Regions from separate parts of the Homo sapiens genome. Here regions 1 and 2 are each linked to region 3. Evidence: chromatin contacts called from ENCODE Hi-C or POLR2A ChIA-PET data. All regions are on one chromosome and are shown on one strand. Each heading gives the region's core, a stretch centred on a gene start or an enhancer-like site at or near the end of the contact. The rest is flanking DNA. Distances are from core to core; before and after follow the strand shown. Region 1 has its middle 30 kb from the start of NDUFV2. Region 2 has its middle 16 kb from the start of TXNDC2. Region 3 overlaps PPP4R1 (protein phosphatase 4 regulatory subunit 1).

Region 1 (4,083 bases), core at 185-2,684, 500 kb after region 3:
TATACTGGTTTTGCTGTTTTTAACAACTGAAAGTGCTACTATTAGGTGTCTTACTAATTGTATTCACAGTAAGAATAATGAGCAACTTGATCTTTCTACTTTGAGAAGAATGCTTAATTATAGATAAGAATAGGTAGAAGTGACCTAAATTCAAAAATATTTCCAAAATCAGCAATTCATGGTCAAGATGAACTTAGCACTTAAATTATGTGACTCATTAGTAATAACTTTCTAGGTTGTGCCATACTAAAATTCATGTTTTTCTCTCATAGTTATGTATTATTCTATAACAAAACACTTTTATTTTTCTGTTTGTAAAAGTAATATGTATTCATAAAGATTCAGATGATATAAAAATGTCATAAATTAGCAAGAGAAAATCATTTATAAATGTCTTCTCTTTAGCTACTTCAAAAAATATTATAAAATAAGTAAAACTTCTAAGTTAATATAAAGAAATTTTATGAACAAGCGTTACCTGTGGGGATTTTAATCTCTCATACATGTGGTTATTTCAAAAGAATATGATCACATTGCATAAAATGTACATTTTTGTTTATGATACATTTCTAACTTATCAACTATTAGTTCTTGCAGGGAAAATGTCTTGCCAATATGTACTTGAGAAGACCATCCTTTTCAGTTGAACAACAAGAACCAAAATGTTAATCAAATATGTCCAGTGACTTTACAATTTGCAGAGCAACTGAGAAATATAGAAATTGGGCTGGGCATGGTGGCTCACGCCTGTAATCCCAGCACTTTGGGAGGCCGAAGCGGGCAGATCACGAGGTCAAGAGATTGAGACCATCCTGGCCAACATGGTGAAATCCCATCTCTACTAAAAATACAAAAATTAGCTGGGTGTGGTGGCACGTGCCTGTAGTCCCAGCTACTTGGGAGGCTGAGGAAGGAGGATCACTTGAACCCGGGAGGCAGAGGTTGCAGTGAGCCAAGATCGTGCCACTGCACTCCAGCTTGGGCGACAGAGTGAGACTCTGTCTCAAAATAAAAATAAAAATAAAAATAAAAGAAATATGAAAATCGTTAGTAATGGGAATGATGTGAGGAACTCAGTATTTTTAAGCTGTTAGATGGTAGGGGGCGAGAGATAAAACCTTCACGGCATATGCTTACCTTGTAGATCATTAATAAATACAGGCAACACTATGGCTCTGACTTTACACAGCAACAGTTCATCTACATTGCCACAAGGAAGTAGCCAGGGATATTACTAATTTTAAATACCAGCCCGTCAGCAAGAATGAAGCTGAAATTCAGGGCTGTTCCAAGAAAGGGCAGAAACATGCCAGGAGCGCTGAGTAAACTTTCAGTCTGAATCCATGTGAATTACTGGGGAGTCCTGGATTTCGAAATTCTTTTGCGGTTCACACCACCCACGTGTCAGTAAACAGGCTAAGGCTAAGGCTACTCCTGTTCTATATTGCCACCTAGTGGATAATGATACCCGCGTTCCTTCGTGCATTTGCTTCAGAGAGACTTGCCCTAGTTAGCAAACCAGCTGATGAATATTATTTGAGACACAAATGAACTAACCTTTGAGTTTGTTTCCTTTGGACTTTGAGATGTCTGTTTACTGAAGCGAATGTGGCATTTCATCATCTTCGATCAGCCTGTAGGAAAAAATAAGCAGCATTTATAAATGGCATCTCTTCAAGAATTAAAAATGCATAAAGGTGGTAATATTTCCACTGAGTAGCCGTCAGTAATTAAGTTTTTAAATTTCTCTTTTTCTCCTTCTCTGTCTTTCCTATTTACTTTTGAACCTTTAATTACTATACTGTGTCATTTCAGGCAAAACAATGCTAGACCCAGGCTTCAGGTTCCATTGTTGTAGAAACAACGTATTAGTGGATCCTGATATCAATATGAGCAGCATCAAAAAAAGGAAAGATCTATTTTATTTGTTTATTTATTTATTTGAGACGCAGTCTTGCTCTGTCACTCAGGCTGGAGTGCAGTGGCTCGATCTCGGCTCACTGCAAACTCCGCTTCCTGAGTTCAAGTGATTATCCTGTCTCAGCCTCCTGAGTAGCTGAGACTACAGGCACGCACCACCACACCTGGCTAATTTTTGTATTTGCAGTAGAGACGGGGTTTCAGCATGTTGGCCAGGCTGGTCTCGATCTCCTGACCTCGTGATCCGCCCACCTTGGCCTCCCAAAGTGTTGGGATTACAGGCGTGGGCCACTGAGCCCAGCCTAATTTTTGTATTTTCAGTAGAGACAGGGTTTTGCCATGTTGGCCAGGCTGGTCTCAAACTCTTGACCTCAGGTGATCCGCCCGCCTCGGCCTCCCGAAGTGCTGGGATTACAGGTGTGAGTCACCACACCCGGCCAGATCTATTTGAAATGATTTGAAGAGGCCAGGCGTGATGGCTCACACCTGTAATCCCATCACTTTGGGAGGCCGAGGCGGGTGGACCACCTGAGGTCAGGGGTTCGAGACCAGCCTGGCCAACATGTCGAAACCCTGTCTCTAGTAAAAATAGAAAAATTAGCTGGGCGTGGTGGTGTATGCCTGGAATCCCAGCTCCTTGGGAGGCTGAGGCAGGAGAATCGCTTGAACTTGGGAGATGGAGGGTGCAGTGAGCCCAGATCACACCATGGCACTCCAGCCTGGGTGACTGAGTGAGACCGTGTCTCAACAAATAAATTAATTAATTAATTAAATAAAAAATGATTTGAAGAACCTCTTTACTGTTTTCCACTGTATGGTCCCACTTACCGGAGATATCTAAAATAGTCAAACTCATGGAAGCCAGGAGTACAATGGTGATTGCTACTGGGGAAGGCTGGGGAAGGGGGAATGGGGAGTTGTTCAAGGGGATACAATTTCAGTTATTAAAGATGAATAAGTTCTAGAGATCTGCTGTGCAACATTGTGCCTATAGTTTACAACATTGTATTGTACACTTAACCTGTGAAGAGGATGGAGCTCATGTTACGTTTTTACCACTTTTTTTTTTTTAAAGATAATTAAGGAAGACTATGAACAAAAATAAAAAAAGAGAAAGATTAGACTAGAATCTAAAATGTCAGAAGGGGCTGGGCATGGTGGCTCATGCCTGTAATCCCAGCACTTTGAGAGGCTAAGGTGGGTGGATCACTTGAAATCAGCAGTTCGAGACCAACCTGGCCAACTTGCTGAAACCCTGTCTCTACTAAAAATACAAAAATTAGCTGGGTGTGGTAGTGCATGTCTGTAATTCAGCTACTAGGGAGGTTGAGGTGGGAGGATCACTTGAACCTAGGAGGCGGAGGCTGCAGTGAGACAAGATTGCACCACTGCACTCCAGCTGGGTGACAGAGTGAGACTCCGTCTCAAAAATAAATAAAATAAAATAAAATAGAACAAAATGTCAGAGTGCTTCTCACAGGTAGAGTAAGTGTTGCTCTGTGAAACTTCTGTTGCACACATGTGTATTTGTGTATACTGAGGCATGATGTAAAGGGCTTTTCTTTCTGTAGGTCAAGTTCAAAAATGTTTAGAAGCTTCTGTTCTATTGTTCTAAAAAATCAAACTAAAGCTAAAATCCTCCTTGTATTTCAAATGAATTAGGTTTTCTTGTATATAAACAGGTTTTTATATATAGAATGATATATTCTATATATATATTCTAGATATAGAATATATCATATATATATATTTCCTTTTTTTTTTTTTTTTTTGAGACAGAGTACTGCTCTCTCACCCAGGCTGGAGTGCAGTGGCACTATCTCAGTTCACTGAAGCTTCTGCCTCCCAGGTTTAAGTGATTCTCCTGCCTCAACCTCCTGAGTAGCTGGGACTACAGGTGCCCGCCACCACGCCTGGCTAATTTTTGTATTTTGAGTGTTGGTCAGGCTGGTCTCGAACTCCTGACCTCGGGTGATCCACCCGCCTCGGCCTCCCAAAGTGCTGGGATTACAGCGAGCCACCATGCCTGGCCAGTTTCTAAATATTTCTTTCCTTTCTTTTTTTTTTTTGAGATGGAGTTTTGCTCTTGTTGCCCAGGCTGGAGTGCAATGGTGTGATCTCAGCTCACTGCAACCTCCGCCTCCCAGGTTCAAGCAATTCTCC
Region 2 (3,837 bases), core at 940-3,439, 290 kb before region 3:
AAATGATCTTTATGAACATCTGGCAGACCACCATCTCCACCTTAGCCTCTGAGTAAAGAAAAAGGAGAATCACTATATATTGTATGTATCAAAACATCACTATGTACCCCATAAATCTGTGCAATTATTATGCGTTAATTTTAAGAAATAAAGGAAATTGGAGAGAGGTGAAAGACACTATTCCCATGTTTCCAATACATCCAAAGTTTAAAATCATAATATTGAAAAACAAATGTTTAAACCAAAAAAAGGGTAAAATGTCACAGATTAACACAGTCCCGTCAGCACCATGCATTTCATGAAATGATGTTATATGGTACAAATCTCTCTTTCCCAGTCCAAATATAGGCTTCTTGAGGGTAAGATATGCCTTGGTATCTGCAGTCTTTACAGCGCAGTGTGGAATAACCCAGACACTCAATGAAAACTTGCACGATAGGATCAAAGTGCCCATATCTTGTGAGTTTCTCTTTTTTGACTCACGAAGGTCATCACAATTAACTTCCTGGTCTCCTGCTACAACACTGAGTGTAGAGAAGAAAAATGACATTTTAATACTAGACTCATGATGTTTAGTGCAAAAAATGCACTGTCTCTGGTGAACACGATTTGACCCTAACTTATAGGCTAACCTGCTGCCCCCAATTCTATGGTGACTCTGATTCCTCCTGGGGAGATCCAGGAAAGCCTCCTAAAATTGCTTCCCAGCCTCCGACGCAGGGTGGTATATTGCCAGGCAGAGAGGAGCAAAGATGGATGGCCTTCCAGTTAGGAGAAAGCAACCAGGGTGTGATGTGGGCAGGAGCAGGGACCCTGGGCAGCGATGGGGCCAGGATGGAGGCTGGGCTAAATGAAAGGGGCATTTCACCACAGGTTACAGAGTTGCAATTTTACTTAATTTGCAATAAGAGACTCACAGAAAGTTTTCAGGAAATGATACGATTTGCTGTGTACCTACATCACTCACTGCTAGCATATTCTATGCTAGCTCTGAGAGCCAAAGATAACAATCAAAGAGATCTACTGAGAAACTATCACTATAATCAAGATAGAACATATCAAAAGCCTATGCTAGGACAGTGGAAAGAAGGAAAAAAGGTTTGAGAAACTCAGAAATAGAATTTCCATGGTTTGGTCAGTGCTTGAAAGGAGCTGAAACTGGCTCTCAAATTTGAAGCCTGAGCCTCTGAGAGAATGAATGCAGCGCAGGAATGGCATTGTTAACAAGGTGCAACACTATTTGCATGCAAGAGGGGACTTCAGTACACCCATTCCGCAGCTGGAAATCAAGCTCTGATCTCTGGAAAGCAGTCAGGCTAGACAACAGTGTAGAAGCCAGACACCCAGAGGCAATAGTTGAAGCCATAAAGTTGGATGAAATCAGAAGGAAGGTGTACTGAGGAGAAATAGGAACACACGTTTGCAGGAAGTACCTGCATTTAAGCTCTAAGAAGAGCCAGCAAAGGAAAATGAAAAGGGCAGTAAAAGAAGTGCAGAAACCACAGAACCAGCTTCTGGGCTGGAGAAGGAGGGTCCAGGAGGGAGAGAGGGGCCCACAGCTTCACCTGCCCTCTGAGAGTGGAGAGTGGAAAGAGGGGATAGGCTTTGAAAGTGCAGAGCTGGGGGAGGGACTGAATTCAGGCGAGCAGTGACTAGATGATCAAGTGAGTACATCATGATTCTCATTTAAGAATTTCTTTAGTGAGAAGGGAAGAGAGGGTGGCTTGGAGGAGGAAAAAAAGACAGCTGATCAAAACTAGAGAAGATTTATGCATATAGGTAGGTTGATGGGAGGGGTAAAACAGTGCATGGGTGATTTTAAGATGAAAATAAAAACAAATAAGCAAAAAGCTTGGGGCGTGCCTTAGCAATGAGAGAAAAAGCACGCACACATCCAGAGAGAAGTGAAGTGAAGGAGAACCGAGAAAGCTGCCACCTATGGTCTGCCAGGCCCACCTGGGGACACCAGTTTGGGCACTGGGTTCTCAGAAGCTAATTCAGGGCATCGGGCCCTACAAAGTCAAGATGGCTGGACCTTGATGCATGAGTCATTTCAAAAAAGCCGGTTAAGAACTTCACTGAGGGTTGAGTAATGGTTTCAACATCAAGGTCAGGGACACAGAAAAGATAAATGAAGCTGCCCAAACGGTAGGGTCAAGGAGAGTCACCCCAGCAGTTTTGGATCAGACCTTCCCATCAAAGCAGCAAGTCTCCTTTAATTGGGTGATTCAGCATTTCCAGCCTGAGCTGGTTAACCCTTAACTCCCCTGTCAAAACTTCCTCTTGAGATGCAACAATGGGTTTTGGAATAGGACATAGGACGGACCTCCGCATGAATGCACTTGCCCTCCTTATGTCCCTTAAGCTCTCCATGCTCCTTCTGTAAAAGGAGAACAATTTCACATCTATCTCAGATTTGTTTTGCGGATAAAATGAGATACAGTTTGAAAGTAGCTCCTGGGAAATTTTCATTAATCATGGATCTCCTTTTCTTCATTCTTTTATTATGTGCAGCACTTATAATGAGAGGAAAGAAAGGAGAAAACAGTAGTAGCTGATCTTTGACTTTTGTCTCTCTTGATCAGAAAGTCTTGGGTAATTTACTTAACCTTCTGTGTCTGGGTTTCCTCACTTGTAAAGTGGAGATAATAGTGTCTGCCTCATAAAGGCTGTTGTAAAGATAAAAAGAGATAATATGATGTAAAGCCCCTAGAACTGTGTCTGGCACATAGCAAGCCCCTGTATTCATGTTGGCTGTTACTGTTTTTGAGCGCTTGCTTGGTGCCAGGGCCATAACAATTCTTCTGTAGCATAAACCCCATGGCTCCACTTGGGAGGCACCATGAGTGTGTCACCTTCCATGTGAATAGCATTCCCAAGAGCTGCCTGGGGCTCCCCGTGTGAAAGCCTCATCACACACACCCTCTCACTCGGTCCTCAGGACACACCTGAGGGTAAATACCACACGCTGACAATACTTTATACTCTGGGGGCAGATGTTTTCAGAACTCAGAACTTTGGATTTTACAAAGTAACATAGTATATCTATCACAGAACATTCCAGCAGTCAGCGGGAGGATCCTATCATGAAACACAGTAGTATTTCTGCAGCTAGATATACAAATACTCACTCCTGGTTGGATAAATAACTATTATAAAGAGCATCACGTCAGTTCAGGTTTGGTCCTGCTGCCAAATGAGTCCATGTCAAACTCAGGAAAAAAAAAATCTGTTTACAAAGCTTTTGGATTCTAGAAGTGTGTATGTGTGTGCATATGAATTACTACCTGCATTTTGCATATGAGGAAACTGAGGCTTAGAGGGACCAATCTGCCAACGGTCTCACTGCCAGCAGATTACAGAGCTGGGAGTCAGACATGAGTGGTCTGACTCCAGATGTCTTAATCTGCACACTGCATTGCCTCCCAATAAAAGAAAAAGGAACAGAACAAAAAAGAATACAGCAACTAAAAACCACAATGAGATAACATCTCACGCCAGTCAGAATGGTGGTTATTCAAAAGTCAGGAAACAATAGATGCTGGCGAGGCTGTGGAGAAATAGGAATGCTTTTACACTGTTGGCGAGAGTGTAAATTAGTTCAACCATTGTGGAAGACAGTGGGACGATTCCTCAAGGATCTAGAACCAGAAATACCATTTGACTCAGCAATCCCATTGCTGAGTATATACCAAAAGGATTATAAATCATTCTACTATAAAGACACACCCACACACCTATGTTTATTGCAGCACTATTTACAATAGCAAAGACTTGGAACCAACCCAAATGCGGCCGGGCGCGGTGGCCCACGCCTGTAATCCCAGCACTTTGGGA
Region 3 (4,049 bases), core at 1,187-3,686:
CTCATTTTCAAATGTTTTAAAAATTCCTGATTTTAAAAATAATACAGAAATACGACATGAAGTGGAATTCTATAACTTCTTTATCACCCCTCCTACATGAGACAGTCATCAAGAACAATAGTATATGCTTCAAGATCTTTGTGACATACTTTAAGTTAACATTATGTTTCTGGTACGTCTGTCTTGCTTCCTTCTAGTGAACAAATTAAAGTCTTTCCTACCTGAAAACATTAAATGTATTTATCACATTTTGTTGGCTTTATTGATTTTTATGTTCTTTGTGGCACTCTTGGTTTTCCTTATTCTTTTTGTTCTTGAGAACACAGCAGGACCTTCTTTAGTTTTGTTCTATGCAAATGTTTCATAGTATCTCATACTTAGATTATCATGGTTCAAACATTCAAGAGAGGATAAAAACAATTGAAAGTAAAAAAGAGCAAATAGGGGTTTGTTTGGGGTTTTTTTTTTAGACAGTCTTGCTCTGTCACCCAGGCTGGAGTACAGTGGTGTGATCACGGCTCACTACAGACTTAGCCTCATGGGTTCACGCGCTTCTTCCACCTCAGGCCCTGCCGAGTAGCTGGGACCACAGGCATGCGCCACCACGCCCTGCTAACTTTGGTATTTTTTGTAGAGACTGGATTTCGCCATGTTGCCCAGGCTGGTCTCAAACTGCTGGACTCAAGCGATCTGCCCAGCTCAGCCTCCCAGAGTGCTGGGATTACAGGCATGAGCCACTGCGCCCAGCCAGAGAAAATAGCTTGTAAGAATTTTTCAGTCCTAGCTAAAGTTCTGAATCTGGGCTTCCTTTAGAAAAGCTTCATTATTATCCTAAACATACTTCGGCATTTGAAAGTAGATTATTAAATATACATAATGTGTGCGTATATAATTCTTTTTCAAAATGATTCCTTTATTATTGTCCTTTTTATCTTCCTAGGTTCGCCAAGCAGCTTTTCAGTCTCTGGGACCTTTCATATCTACTTTTGCTAATCCATCTAGCTCAGGCCAGTATTTTAAAGAAGAAAGCAAAAGTTCAGAAGAGATGTCAGTAGAAAACAAAAATAGGTATAATTTTGAAACCATTTTCTAATTTTAAAACCTTGTTTTCTAATTTTACTGCTTTTAAACATTATTTCCACTATTCTGCAACAAATGTTATTTTTTGATAGTTTGCTATTTCTCTTGAATATAAAAATTGGTGAATATTTTTATAGAGCTTTACTTTAAGCGCATTTGTTTGTTAAGTATCTCTTTGGTTGGTTACATATTGAATGAGTAGATGCATGTAACACAATTAGCTAGATGCCTCGCACATAGGAAACTCTAAATGGTAGATTATGACTTTTAAAAAATGTTTATTTAGTACATTATTTAGTCAATCATTCATTGATATCTACAATATACAGGGTAATTGTTACACACTGTGTAGTATTTGGGTTTTTTTAAATTTGTTTTTAAGGAGTAAAACTTAATTTAGGAATATGTTTTATTGTCCTTTTCTGTCAAATAATTTAGTTGCGCATCTTGGATTCTTTGTCAATGGTGATTGTAATCTGTCAGTTAAAGGAGAAAGCCAGTATATTAGCCAGTATATCAGTTTTAAGTATATCAGTCTCATAAGGAAACCAAAGTTTTAAATAAAGCTTAAAGAGTCGGCTGTGATTTTTATTTTTAAATGTTTTTGCATTGAAAATTTTCTATTAAATTTAAATTTTAAAAATTTATTATAATATATATTTAGGGGAAAAACTAATTCAAGCCTAACTTACTAGTATGCGGGAAATGTACACAAACTTTTACAGTTATGCACTTGAAGTAATTTTAGTACAAATATTTGAAACAGTCCCTGCTATAATGCTTGAGTTACCATAGTGTCTTTTCCCTCCCTTGTCATGATGCTAATGGACATTTTCTTCTGTAGGTCTTGATACTGTGCTATTTGCTTTCTTGGTGTTTTGATTTGGCAGTTCTTCTTTCTTCTCTGCTGCCTTGTTTTACCTTTTTGCCCGTTCTCCTACTGTCCTGCTGAATAGCCAAACAAACCTGAGGTACTGTTTTTTGTAAAGGAAGAAAATCACTCAAACCTGTCTTCCTAGCAAGCAAAGTCTGTCAGTTTTTTTGAAAACAGGTGCTGCCAGGACTTTGACAAAAGTGATGATGGTGGGTGGGGAATGTTATCTATTTTTCATTTTTGAAATCAGCATACTTAAAAAATTACCTGTTTATACTGAAGACTGTTACATAACTTCTGTTTTAAAATCTGAAATGGGTCTAGTAAGAAACTATAAATTTGCAGAGAACTGTATAGGACGAGCTGGTAAACTTTCTTCTGTTTCACAACTACTCACTCGGCCTTTGCAGTGTATAAGCAGCCGTAGACATTACATAAATGGACAAGCTTGGCTGTGTTCCAGTAAAACTTCACTGACCTCAACAGTGTGCCTATCAAGGCCATGTTTGCCGCCTACCGGTGTGTAGCATTACTGCAATAGCTATTTAAAGGTAGTTCAATTCCTTGATTCTTCTTCCATTGTAATGAGGTATGTCTTAATGTCCAGGCAATACTACTTGTATTGCTGATCTTCAGTAATATTAGAGCTTATTAAATTATGTTAATGATATGGTAGGGGAAAGAGAGCATTCCTGGCTAAGGAAGGAGTTATGTTAAATATTGTAAAAGCTTTTGCATAGTTTGACAAACTATAAAGAAGTAGTCCTATATATTATTAAATCTCAGAACCATTAGTTTGTTTGCCCTCCCTTAAATAGCACAGTGGCATTTGTTTTAAGCTGTCTTAAACTGTTGTGGTATTAAGATTGATTGATTGATTATGCAAAAGTTAACTGAGCACCTCCTATGAACCAGAAACTGTAAATGGAAAGATAGAACTTCGTTCCTGTCCTCAAAGTTCTCTCAGTTTCTTAGATTCAGGTTTTTCAAACAAATGTCTTACAAAGTAAGCAAGTTTTTGGCAACATATTTCCACCACTGTTTATTGTATAGTGTTTCATCTGACCCTAGAAACATTTACTATCACTTTATTACTCTTTGAAGCATTTATTGATTCCAAACATCTGACTTACACATCAGATCTTTCACTCACCCTGGATCAGGCTGTTAATGCTTCTTTGAAAGTGCTGATAAAGCCTACTTCTCAGAAGCAGAGTTGAAATACTCAAATCTGCATTTTAAAAGTATGTAAAATAAGCATTCGTTATCACATTGTTCTCTGAATGCACCATGTTCTCTTAATTCTCCCTGTTTTTGTACTTGCTGCTCTCTGGGAAGCTTCTTGTTCCATCCATACCCTCGTTTAACAAAGTGCTGTCTTAGATGCACTGAGTTGTCCAGGAAGTACAGAGCTTTTGTCTTCATCATCAGTAGCGCTGTAATGAGAGCACTATTTTAATCCTATCCTTTTGGCTACATATTGGCATCTATCATCCAGTAGCCTCCCGGCCATGCAGTGTGGCGTCCAGCTCCTCCCTTTGTCTCCGCTGGGCCTGGCCCGTTGGTGCACATATTAATCCTGAATGAATTATTCTAGGGAAATATGGATTTGACCTCAAAAATCTGAAGTAACTAAACCACTTTTGCTGGATTTTTCCAGTTTAGCTTAATGCTAACTATATGAAAAAAAATTATTAGCACAAATTTGGAAATATTTCATGAATGCTAAAACTTCATTGAGTTAATTCACAGTACTTGGAAGGTATCCTGGAGCGTGTTTGCTTTTATCTCAGGATACAATACCTCTTTAGCCAGATGTTCTACAAGTCATTTTCTCCTTGAAATACCTGTAATTAATTTTCTAGGCCCATAGTCTCTACTAAGGAACTCTGAAGATATTAATTATAAACTTATGTAGGCACAAAAAGACACTTAAGATTCCTCCTTAAGTAGGTAGTTTCTGGACTGTCCTCTGGTGCTCTTGATACCTACGTCTCTTAGGAGACAGGATAATTCCCATTATACAGAGTCACAAAGGGCCTCAATTTTCAAAAAAAAATTTGTCTTGTACAATAGCATTTCAAAGTCTGACAAT

The links. A loop is a pair of places that touch in the nucleus more often than their neighbours do. ChIA-PET counts read pairs that join two places held with the same protein, here RNA polymerase II (POLR2A). Pooled maps may share reads with other maps.
Region 1: a pooled map shows a loop between it and region 3 (3-fold over the local background). The contact joins two enhancer-like sites. A Hi-C loop is called at or near these places in 2 of 50 pooled maps. POLR2A ChIA-PET finds 5 or more read pairs at or near these places in 2 of 52 experiments (activated T-cell and activated naive CD4-positive, alpha-beta T cell).
Region 2: a loop to region 3 is called in a pooled map, with 3 times the contacts of the local background. The contact joins two enhancer-like sites. A Hi-C loop is called at or near these places in 3 of 50 pooled maps. POLR2A ChIA-PET finds 5 or more read pairs at or near these places in 2 of 52 experiments (HEK293 and MCF 10A).

Annotation. Positions count from the first base shown.
Region 1 is chr18:9,071,147-9,075,229 of GRCh38, reverse strand. No RefSeq gene overlaps it. Among named protein-coding and RNA genes, the nearest start is that of NDUFV2, 30 kb to the left of the region's middle. Within about 2 kb of position 1,434, at least 14 of the 41 ENCODE cell types and tissues checked have a DNase peak (open chromatin) inside an H3K27ac peak, as active enhancers do.
Region 2 is chr18:9,868,328-9,872,164 of GRCh38, reverse strand. No RefSeq gene overlaps it. Among named protein-coding and RNA genes, the nearest start is that of TXNDC2, 16 kb to the left of the region's middle. RefSeq lists an enhancer at 1,979-2,138 and a cis regulatory region at 1,845-2,447. Within about 2 kb of position 2,189, at least 9 of the 41 ENCODE cell types and tissues checked have a DNase peak (open chromatin) inside an H3K27ac peak, as active enhancers do.
Region 3 is chr18:9,574,083-9,578,131 of GRCh38, reverse strand. It overlaps PPP4R1 (protein phosphatase 4 regulatory subunit 1), which reads left to right. Exons shown (of 20, transcript NM_001042388.3): 10 at 941-1,068. Among named protein-coding and RNA genes, the nearest start is that of PPP4R1, 38 kb to the left of the region's middle. RefSeq lists enhancers at 2,881-3,391, 3,392-3,902. Within about 2 kb of position 2,436, at least 3 of the 41 ENCODE cell types and tissues checked have a DNase peak (open chromatin) inside an H3K27ac peak, as active enhancers do.